2 separate regions of the Homo sapiens genome follow, and region 1 is linked to region 2. A link is a loop called in an ENCODE intact Hi-C map of the cell type or tissue named here. Cell type or tissue: ascending aorta. All regions are shown on one strand. Each heading gives the region's core, and the rest is flanking DNA. Links, peaks and the distances in the headings are about the cores only.

What was found. A loop is a pair of places that touch in the nucleus more often than their neighbours do. Peaks named below come from ENCODE experiments on the same cell type or tissue, not always from the same donor. Only the 100,000 strongest peaks of a DNase experiment are listed, where the experiment ranks them.
Region 1: a loop joins it to region 2, with 2.8 times the contacts of the local background. A loop is called at or near these places in 25 of 110 quality-filtered maps.

Annotation. Positions count from the first base shown.
Region 1 is chr9:37,744,986-37,750,358 of GRCh38, forward strand. It overlaps FRMPD1 (FERM and PDZ domain containing 1), which reads left to right. Exons shown (of 16, transcript NM_014907.3): 16 at 1-1,919. The coding sequence ends at 1,784. Among named protein-coding and RNA genes, the nearest start is that of TRMT10B, 6.1 kb to the right of the region's middle. RefSeq lists an enhancer at 905-1,406. In ascending aorta, for the core only: a CTCF peak has its summit at 2,357 (motif pointing right); DNase peaks (open chromatin) are centred at 1,602 and 2,338.
Region 2 is chr9:38,398,504-38,403,876 of GRCh38, forward strand. It overlaps ALDH1B1 (aldehyde dehydrogenase 1 family member B1), which reads left to right. Exons shown (of 2, transcript NM_000692.5): 2 at 1-158. Among named protein-coding and RNA genes, the nearest start is that of ALDH1B1, 8.5 kb to the left of the region's middle. In ascending aorta, for the core only: a CTCF peak has its summit at 2,312 (motif pointing left); a DNase peak (open chromatin) is centred at 2,308; H3K27ac peaks cover 2,148 bases.

The DNA.
Region 1 (5,373 bases), core at 87-5,086, 650 kb before region 2:
GGCCTTCCCAAATCTTACCTCTATCTCAAGACCTGGATGGGATTGCCCCCAAAGAACCAACCATAGAGCATGGAGACAGCTCCTTCTCCCTCTCCAGTGGTGACCCTAACCCAGACAGAGCCTGCCTGGCCAGCAACCCAGGACTAAATAATGTCTCTCAAGGAGACACACTAGAGCTCCAGTTGGAGCCCCATGTCCAGTTGGAAATGGGATTGGAATCTTTTTGTACAAATCATATACAAGAAACTGCCCCCAAATACACAGAGCCTTTGTTGTCTCCTAGAGATGAGCCTAGAAGTGATGAATGTGGAATAAATCCAGGAGAGAAGATAGCTTCTATCCCTACAAAGGAAGAGCCACAAGGACAACTATCTCTGGAAAGAGACAGAGAAGTTACAAACAAAAATGGCACCAACGTATTTCAGGAGGAGTCTAGGAAGGATTCAGGTGACTCCCCGGGTGATGTGTCAAATAATGTTTCACAGACTCTTGATATTAGCTCTCCAGCTGGTAAAATAGTAACCTCCCTTTCTTTAGATGCTCCTGTAACAGGGACCGAGCAGATCCCACCACATCCCCCTAGAGACCCTCAAGGACAGAGCAGAGAACCCCCAGGGCAAGGCTGCCAGGCTCAAGAACAAAAACTATTCGTAGAGTTGGATTTAGACCCTGATTTCTTTCTTGGGAAGCAGACAGTTTCACCAGCCGTCCCTCCAGAGGGGATCAAGGCAGAGGCACCTAACCATGTGACAGGGCAAGATATAGCCCCTAGGGACAGCCCTGAGTGGGTCTGTTTTAATCCTGAGCCTTCCCTGCCAGAACCACTACCATGTCCACAAGAGGATCCTCACTTAGAAACTTCAAACCATTGCTTACTCTCAGAAGGCAAAAGTGACAGCTCTAGCATCTGCCTTTCTGCTGAGAAGTCTTTTCTGTGCTTTGCCCCAGAAAGCCATCCTGAAGTCTCTGCCAGTCTCAGGGTGGCCACATCTTTGGGTTTTGCAGGCATGAATGAGATGGTGGCTCCCAGGATAGGGATGGACCAGTGCAGCTGTCAGTTCTCCTATGCCACATGCTTCCGTGGCCCGCAGCCTGAGACAGAGGAAGAAGACAGGGACTTGGAAGCACACCCCATGGCCCCCCTCACCTCACCGCCCTCTGCGGGAAGCCCGGTGGTTCTGCCCTGGAGGCCTGCCCGAGCCCACAGCTGCACCACCGCACCCCTGTCGAGGAAAAGCCACATCTGGCCAGAGTACTGCTCCAGGGCACTGAGACAGCTGAAAGCCACCCCTGCCAGCACCCCTGAGGGCTTCATCCAACTCATGGAGAGCTTGCTGGAGCTACAAGACATTTTAGAAACTTCCTGGGGGGTTGGAAACAAACATCCCCCAGAGAAGTGCACCTGGCACTTTACCGAAAGCCGGAGCCGCCTCTGCATGGGCTCCCAGAAGCTCCTGTCGAGCTGTCGGCATGTGATCAGAATGGACCAGTCCCCCGAAGAGATGCAGGGGGCCGTGCGTGACACCTTCCAGCACCTGGTCCAGCTGGCCGGCCTGTGCTTTCAGTTCACAGACTGTAGCCGCTGCTCCGCCCGGCACAGGGAGGCAGCGGGGAACCTGAGGGATGTGGTGTACACCTACCATCAGTTTATAGAGGCTGCTAAATCGACCTGCGAGAGAGGCTACCACGACCTGAGTGTGAAACTCCTGGCCCGTCAGTGCACGGCCCTCACGGCCGCCGTGTTCTGTTTGACCCAGAAGTTCCGGGCATCCACGGCCCTGTAAACAGGTCAACGGCCCAAGGGCCTCCTGCCCTGTCCTGCCTTGGACACTTCCCTGAGAAGCCCCTTCCACTCTCCCACCCACCCTCTTCAAATGTTTACTATATAGAGTATTCAAATAAACTGCTGCTTAATCTTGGCCTGAGTCATAGAGTTTGGGTTAAAAGCATTCACTTATATTCGTTCAACAGACATTCACTGGATACTTCCTTTGTGCCAGGCCTTGGGATTTACAGATGAGTAAGACAAGTCTCTCCCCCTGGTCAGGATGCTTACAGACTCTCTAGGCACAGATTAGTTAGATCACTATCAGCAAAGTGTTTATCATAAAAGGAGCGTACCCAAGGAGTGTAGAAGCAAAAGGAATACTCAAGAAGGCAGGGGTGAGGGAGAAAGGTGGGGGTCACTGAAAAACAGTCTTGACTTCTCATATCACACTTATTTGGCAATAACCTTTGCAAATAGGAGTGAATACCGGTAATATTTGATAGACTTCGACCTTCACAAGTTATGGTTTGCAGCGCCTGCACCAGGAGGCCTGGGATTCTTGGCTGCCCCACTGCAGCAAGCATAGGTTGCCACTAGGTGGCAGGAAGTTCTTTCATTGCAAGGCCACACATGTGCTTTATCTGAAATTGATTGCATCCCTGAATCTTGCACCTTATTCCTGTTTTAAATATATAAAAAGCCGAACATTAAAGCCTTGAATTAGATTTGCCTTTTTAAGAAAATTAAAGCAAAAGAAATATATTGGATACCTTTCTTACCCCAGTTGAGCCAGTTAATCCCAGTTCATCCTGGTGGACCTTAGACAAGCCACCTAACCTCTCAGTGCTTTGGTTTTCTTTTCTGCAAATTGGCATACTAATAGTGCCCATTTTATGGGATAGAAATCCAGCAAGTACTCAATCTAGTAGATGATAAATGCTAGCAATAACCCTCAGCTCTTATGGACGTCTCTTCTAGTCTGAAACCATCCACTGTATTTTGTTTTTAGACCCCAGGGAAACTGATTTTAAGCCTCCCTTGGGGTGCCTCTTTGCCTGGCTTCTCTGTCCAGGCCAAAGGTGGTTTAGTCACTCACCTTAGGCTATTAGAGTTCGTTAAAGGAGTCCCTTGTCCCTCTGGTGCTCCTGACCAGTGTGAGCTCAGTGCTGCCGCTGTGGCTCTTCTCTAGGGCTCCTTCCCTCCACCCAGCAAAAGCAGGAACAGAAAGGAGAGTATGAAGTCACACACCTCAGCTCTCTCCAAACAGAAGGAAAACAATACCTGAGAGAAGACGTGAAAAGGCATCCTTCCCATCTCCTGTTACCGATAACTTGTTGTTAATAACTAGAAACCAGTTACCAGTACTTGTGCCAGGAAAAGACGTATTTTCTTAGAGGCCTGTTTCTTTTCATAGGATACTTTGAATAAAACTTAAATGAGGCTCTTGAACACAGATTGGAAGCAATTTCATGGCAATGAAAAATAGGAACTACAGGGCACCAAAATAATAAAAATTGCCTAATGTTAAACAAGACCTGAAACTTTTGTCAGCAGAAAGCTGTGAAGAGGTAAAAACACAACCTATGTGTTCACAAGTTTAGGGGAGGAGCTCGGGACTTCACTCAACAAGAATTTTTTTTTTTTTTTTTTAGATGGAGTTTCACTCTTGTTGCCCAGGCTGGAGTGCAATGGTACGATCTTGGCTCACTGCGACCTCTACCTCCCAGGTTCAAGCGATTCTCCTGCCTCAGCCTCCTGAGTAGCTGGGATCACAGGCGTCTGCTGCCATGCCCAGCTAATTTTTGTATTTTTTTAGTAGAGATGGGGTTCCACCATGTTGCCCAGGCTGGTCTCGAACCCCTGACCCCAGGTGATCTGCCCACCTTGGCCTCTCAAAGTGCTAGGATTACAGGGGTGAGCCACTGCACCTGGCCTCAATCAGGATTTGAATCCTGGCTTTGGCCTGTGTTATCAGGCATTTCTCTGGGCCTCAGTTTCCCCATCTGGCAAAAGGAAATAATACTCCTTTTCATTTAATGAGGGCCTAATATGTGGCAGATGTCTTATTTAGATACCTTGAATGCATTTTTCTAATACAGCCAACACCCTAGAGATTGTTGAATAATATATATTCAGCATTATTGTGAAGAATAAATAATCATGGAAGGCACAAAGAAGACTGAAGCTTCCAGCTCAGAACTCAATACATGTTTATTTCCTTTTTCTTTGGTTCTCCTCCCCTCAAATTCATTAACTGTCTTGAGTTGCTACTGTATGGAGCTGCTATTTTTCTCTACAGTTCCCATGAGGAGAACTAAGTCCCAGAAGTGCTGGGAAACCCTTCACTGTTTGTTGAAAAGCTAAAGAAGCAGGGGAAATTGCACTGTTTAGCACTTTCTTTGAGTCATGCAGCCTCCAACATGAGATAGGCAGAATGGGGACTTGCTACCCTGAAATGCAAGGGTCAATTGTTTAGTGACTAAGAAACGATGGGACATTTACACCTTTCCTTCCTTTTCCCACCCACCATCACATTGGCTGATTCATTTCTTTCAACAAACATTCATGGGTTGCCCATGCCAGGTGATGCCTGATGCAGCATCATCTGCTTGATGCAGAATGTAAATAATTGGGGAAGAATCTTATTATATTTTGAAAAGCTCCTGAGAGAGATTAGGTGACACGTGAAGATAGAGGCTTACAACATAAGGCGCGGTTCACTCGGCCTCCAAAGAGAACAGATAAGGTGCTGTGAGGAGTCTAAGGAGAGAGAAGTCATTTTGGAGTGAGGGGCAGAGTAGTAATCAGGGAAAGCTTCCTGCAGAAATCAGCATTAATTAAAACTAGCCTGTCAAGAAGTATTTATTGAGTATCTACTGTGTGTCAGGTCCTGGATCTGATAGATAGAATTTGGATATGTCAAGAATGTAGAAAAAAATCATTCATTTATTGTCAACAAATATATACTATGCAGTGGCATTGGGAATACAACCACGAACACGGCAGACATAGTCTCCTCAAGGAACTTATAATTGTAGGAAAGACACAGAAAAAAAAATCCATTACTGACTGAGAGGTGATACAAAGAAACCAAGAAAAGATGCCAAGACAGGGATAGAATGAACCAATCTTGCCAAAGTGATCGTCAGGAAAGGCCTTTCTGAAGAGGGAATGCTGAAGCTGGGGCCTAAAGTATAAGAAGCCAGGAATGGAAAAGTGAGAGAAAAGGGAATAGTATTTGCAAAGGCTCACAGTGTGTTTGAAGCATTTCAGGATCAGCGCAACTGGAACATAGCAAGCTGGAGGAAGAGTGATAGGAGATGAAGCTGGGAGGGGCATGCAGGAGCTGGGTTGTATAATACAAGACCTCGGGCAGGGGGTTAGATTTTACATCAGGAGAGACACATAATCATATGGCAAACAGATGGAGTGGGGATTGGGGAAAGCAATGAGACCAGCTAGAAGGTCTTTTCCTCCCACTGGAAAGTGGCTATGAGCTTATTCAGAGGCAAAGGACACAAGAGCGGTGGCAGGGAGCGGAGGAAAGTGTTCAGTATGGCTCAGTGTGAGGCGCAGGGACTGGTAGGTGTGGTGTGAGCTAAAAC
Region 2 (5,373 bases), core at 118-5,117:
GAGGTTTCACCATTTTGGCCAGGCTGATCTTGAACTCCTGACCTCAGGTGATCCACCCGCCTCAGCCTCCCAAAGTGCTGGGATTACAGGTGGGAGCCACAACACCCGGCCATGAATTAACTCCGTTAAAAAATAAACGTATACATTCTGTGAGCAAATCCATTTTGTCTCCATATTGTCCTGCTGCTGAACATTTTATAGAGTGTGGGGGATGGAAGGGACCCAGGTGGTCTAGTCAACCCCCAGTCAGGTGCAAAAGTCCCCTCCCCAATGTTTCTGTTTTTGTTTTCTCTTGGATGGGTGACAAAGTGCAACTGTAAGACCCGTAGAGAAAAACTCTGGTTCCTGCTCAGAATGGGCCCATCTTGTTGGACTCGTTTCCACAGCCCCCCACCCCTTCCAAACCATACCCACCCTTCAAGCCAAGCCTAGCATGGGGGCCACCTTGACATGCTGGGGATTTCCAGAGTTTCAAACCTCAGAGTTCATAATGTTTATTGTTAGTCTTGCTACATTCATTCCCCAACTGATGGGAGTGAAGGCAAATCCAAGCCAGCCAGGCCACAATACAGAAGCAGAATGCTGAGCCTCCCTCTCTCGGTCCATCTTTCTAGACCATGCTGCTTACAAGCCACCTTACGTTCAAGTCCCCCCATTCCTGTAAATGCACACCCCACTCATCTCTGCTTCCCAGGCTCAAGCAATCCTCCCACCTGAGCCTCCCAAGTAGCTGGGACTACAGGCACTCACCACCATGCCTGGCTAATTTTTTTTTTTTTTTTGGTATTTTTTGTAGAGATGAGGTTTCACCATGTTTCCCAGGCTTGTCTCAAACTCCTGGTCTCAAGCAACCCTCCTGCCACGGCCTCCCAAAGTGCTGGAATTACAGGCATGAGCCACCATGCCTGGCCCCAGTCAACTCTTAAACATCCTATTGTCTTACCTAGGCAACATGATGATTTTGTTTATTATCATAACTTGGGTTTGGCTGGAAACTGCTGCTTGAGGGTTCAGAGTCTGTTTGGTTCCCTCACCTCCCTTCCTAGGACCTCCTTTCTACACCATTTGTCTACAGCTAAGGTGACCCTGACACTCCCCCATAGTGCACCTTCTACGGATTTCTCTGGGAGGCTGTTGGCACCTCTGTTGCACAGCAGCGAAAGTTTCTCATAAACGCACTGGGACATGGAAATGGGCGGCTGGGTGTCTCTAATGATTAATGTGCAACATCACAATATTTTAACAACTCCATTCCTTATTTAAGTTTCAATACTCCTTAACCAAAGACGAGCTCTGTAGACAGTGTTCCAGTATGGAATGGGATTGGAAAAGACAATCTTCATGGTCCCTTGTTTTGAGCCCTGAAATTCTGAGAGTGAGGAGCCTGTAGGTCAGATTGTTAATAAACTCAGCCATCACGGCTCCTCCACCCATTTTTAAATTCTTTTAAAAATTTATTTATTTATTTATTTATTCATTCATTCATTCATTCATTGAGATAGGGTCTCATTCTGTTGTCCAGGGTGGGTGCAGTGGCACGATCATGGCGCACTGCAGCCTCCACCTCTTGGGCTCAAGCAATCCTCACACCTCAGCCTCCTGAGTAGCTGGGACTACAGGCATATGTCATGATGCCTGGCTGATTTGTGTATTTTTTGGAGAGACAGGGTTTTGCCTCATAGCCCAGGCTGGTCTTGAAGTCCTGAGTTCAAATGATCTGCCCACCTTGGCCTCCCAAAGTGCTGGGATTACAGGCGTGAGCCAGCAAGCCCAGTCCCCTCCACTCATTTTACCACTGTGCTGAATGCACAGACTTGTGAGCAGGGAGGTTTAACTGGGTGTCCTCATTCAGGCCAGACACTGCCCACCAGACTCACACTTGGGAGATGTTGCAATTCTGGGGCTTCCATCCACTTAGCAAACTCTCACCAAGATCTTACTCCATAAACACTATGCCAGGCACCTTGCCATGCTATGGAAGCCTCACAACCATCCTATAAAGCAGGTAGTGGAGTAATGGAGTTACCACCCCACTTTTTTCAGGTGAGGGAAAGGAAGTGGAGAGGTTTAATAGGGAACTCTTCTGGAATCAGTTCCCCATGAGCATGCACGAGGGACCAGAGAGCGGCGCATACTGGCAAGCACATGGAACCAACCCTCCAAGCCTGGAGAACCCACGGCAAAGCCCAGCAAGCCCTACACACCCAAGCCAGCCACTGTGCTGGATGCATCAGAGCTGCTGCTCAGTCCCACCGGTTCTCCTCAGACCCGGGGCCATTTAGGAACTTTCATTTGGGTTGGCTCCATTCTGGGTGTGAGGCTGACCTCTGGTGGCCACCTGATTCATTAATTCACACAAGTAACTCTTTGGTTTAAGAAAAAACAAAGGGGTTGGGTGGGGGGCGATGGTCCTGCTCTAGGCCTATTGTTGGGGGAAAGAGAATTGAGTAAGACAGTCCCTTCCCTGCAGGAGCTCACAGTTGGGCAGGGGAGACAATTACAGAGCCGGGTGGACAGTGCAGTGAGAAGCACAGAGGCCGTGAGATCATGAGCGGAAAGCAAGCCTCTGTATCAAGCACACACGGTGGGCCACCTCCCTTCATGCTTCTTTCTTTTTTTTAATTTCGTGATGGAGTCTCGCTCTGTCTACCAGGCTGGAGTGCAGTGGCGCAATCTTGGCTCACTGCAACCTCTGCCTCCTGGGTGCCTCCTGAGTAGCTGGGATTACAAGCAGACACCACCACGTCCGGCTAATTTTTGTAGTTTTAGTAGAGACAGGGTTTCACTTTCTAACTGCCATCAGGGCCCTCAGTATTATTCTTCTGCACTTGATAGACATCAAGCCTGGGAGGTGTTCAGCAGTGAGTGGAGACAGGCTCAAGCTCAGGTCCTCTGATTCTGCCAGACACCGCTGCCTCCCAGGGCTCCCAGCTCAGTTCAGGCACAGGCCCAGTGGGAGTGGGCATGGGGTCCTGCTAAATGACTAGCAGGGGACCAGAGGGATAAGGGAAGGATGCTCCTGGAGTCTGAGAAATATGGAGGGTTGGAGGAAGGGCAAGTTTTTCCATGAGGAGGAAAGAGGCAGGGAGGAAAAGCATGGGGGCAGGGGGCAGGCAGGGGCTGGACTGTGAAGGGGCTCGTGCATCCTTTCAGAAAGCTCACACTTGGTCTAGCAATGGGAGGGTGCTTTTTGGTTTTGCTTTTGTTTTTTAAACAGGGTCTCCCTCTGCCACACAGGCTGGAGCACAGTTGCTTGATCATAGCTCACTACAGCTTCAAACTCCTGGGCTCAAGCGATCCTCCCACCTGAGCCTCCCAAGTAACTGGGACTACAGGTGTGTGCCATCATGCTGGGTTAACTTTTTTAACATTTTGTAGAGATGGGGGACATCTCGCTGTGTAGCCCAGGCTGGTCTTGAACTCCTGGCCTCAAGCAATCCTCCTGCCTCAGCCACCCAAAGTGCTGAGATTACAGGTGTGAGCCACCATGTCTGGCTGCCCCCGAGGGCTTTTAAAGGAAAGTGATAGGATCACATTCGGTTTCTGAAGCTGGCTCTGCTTCAATGTGGAGGATAGATTGAGGGAGTTGACCTGGAGTCAGCACCTCTCAGGACATTGTTGCTTGCGCCCAAAGTGATGCTGGCACACCAGGGTGTGGGGTGGGGGCAGAGTCTGGACAGCCAGAAGGCAGGCTTCAGGGCATGATGACAGATGGACAACTTGGCACAAGAGAGGAGAGAAAGTTGGGTAACCTCATGTTTCTGGCTGCAGTAACCACGTGGGGGGTAGTGCCAGCCACTGCAACCACCCTGGAGGTTGCACGTTTAGGGACACGGTGGGACTCTTACTTATGTATTCCTTTGTTTAACACATTTTATGGAATGTTGTCTATGTGCTAGGAACTATTCTAGGGGCAGAGGATACAGCAGGAAACTAAAAAAAAAATAAAATCCTGAACATCCTTTCTGATAGAAGAGGCAGACCATATGCAAAACAGGTGAAATCGTTAGTCTGTCAGGAGGTGAAGGGTATTATAGAGAACAACAGTGCTGGGAAGGGAATAGGGAAGTGGGTGGGATGGAGTAGACATTGTAATTTTCAGTAAGGTGCTCAGAGGTCGTCTCACCAAGAGACTGGAGCATGCCTGGAGGCTCCAGGAACACAGGAGAAGGCCAGGTGGCTGGCATGGAGCAAGCCAGGTGGGGAAATAGGACAGAGAAGTCACAGCCTGAGGGGGGCAGAGGGCTGGTGTTTGGAGGTCACCGTGTGGATGGACTGACGGGGGCCTTTACTCTGAGGAAGGAGCCACCAGAGGCTTTTGGGCACAGCGGCAACATGATATGACTTGTTTTAAAAGGATCACTGGGGCCGCTATGTTGAGAACAGTTTGTAAGGGGAGCAAAATCATTTGACCTTAAGAATGCCAACAAGGAGTGAACAGAGAATGAGGAGGAGCAGGAGGAAGACCCAGGAGAGATGAGGCAAGAAGCCAAGGAAGGCGGGGTACTTTCCGGGGGAGGGAGCCCCCAGCAAAGCCTGAGGCTCCCAAGAGGTCAAGTAGGAGGAGCACTGAGCAATGTCCCTGGCTGCAGCCACCAGGACTCCCTGTAGACCTTGGTAAGAGCAGGTGGTGGAGTTGGGCACAGAAGCCAGAAAACCTGGGTTGAGAGTGTCACTTAATCCTCCCAAGCGCCAATGATCTGTACATTAGTCCTGGAGTTAGGAAGACCCTCAAGGGAAAGCAAGAAGTCCTGGTATGAGGCCCTTTGAGAGCCTCTGGTGCATCCCACCTCACTTAGCCAGAAATGTGGACAGAGCAACTTGGACAAGTTGCTCCCAGCCAAGCGTTCTTCCCATGTGTACTGGCATAATGTTAGCCGCCACAACAAATAACCCCCCAAATTTGAGGGTTCAATACGACGACTATTTAGTTTTGCTTATGTAACAGTCTAATGCAGGTACCTGGCAAATTGGTATTTTCCTTCCACATGGAGATTCAGGGACACCGGTTCCTTTCGTCTTGTGGTTCCACCATGTACAACGGTTCTTAACCTTTTTTTTTTTTTTTTTTTTGAGACGGAGCCTTTGCTCTGTTGCCCAGGCTGGAGTACAGTGGCGCGATCTCGGTTCACTGCAACCTCTGCTTCCTGGGTTCAAGCAATTCCCCCTGCCTCAGTCTCCCGAGTAGCTGGGATTACAGGTGCCTACCACCATGCCCGACTAATTTTTGTATTTTTAGTAGAGACACAGTTTCACCATGTTGGCCAGGCTGGTCTCGAACTCCTGACCTCAGGTGATCTGCCGGCCTCGGCCTCCCAAAGTGCTGGGATTACAGGCATGAGCCACCGCACCTGGCCTGTTCTTAACCATTTT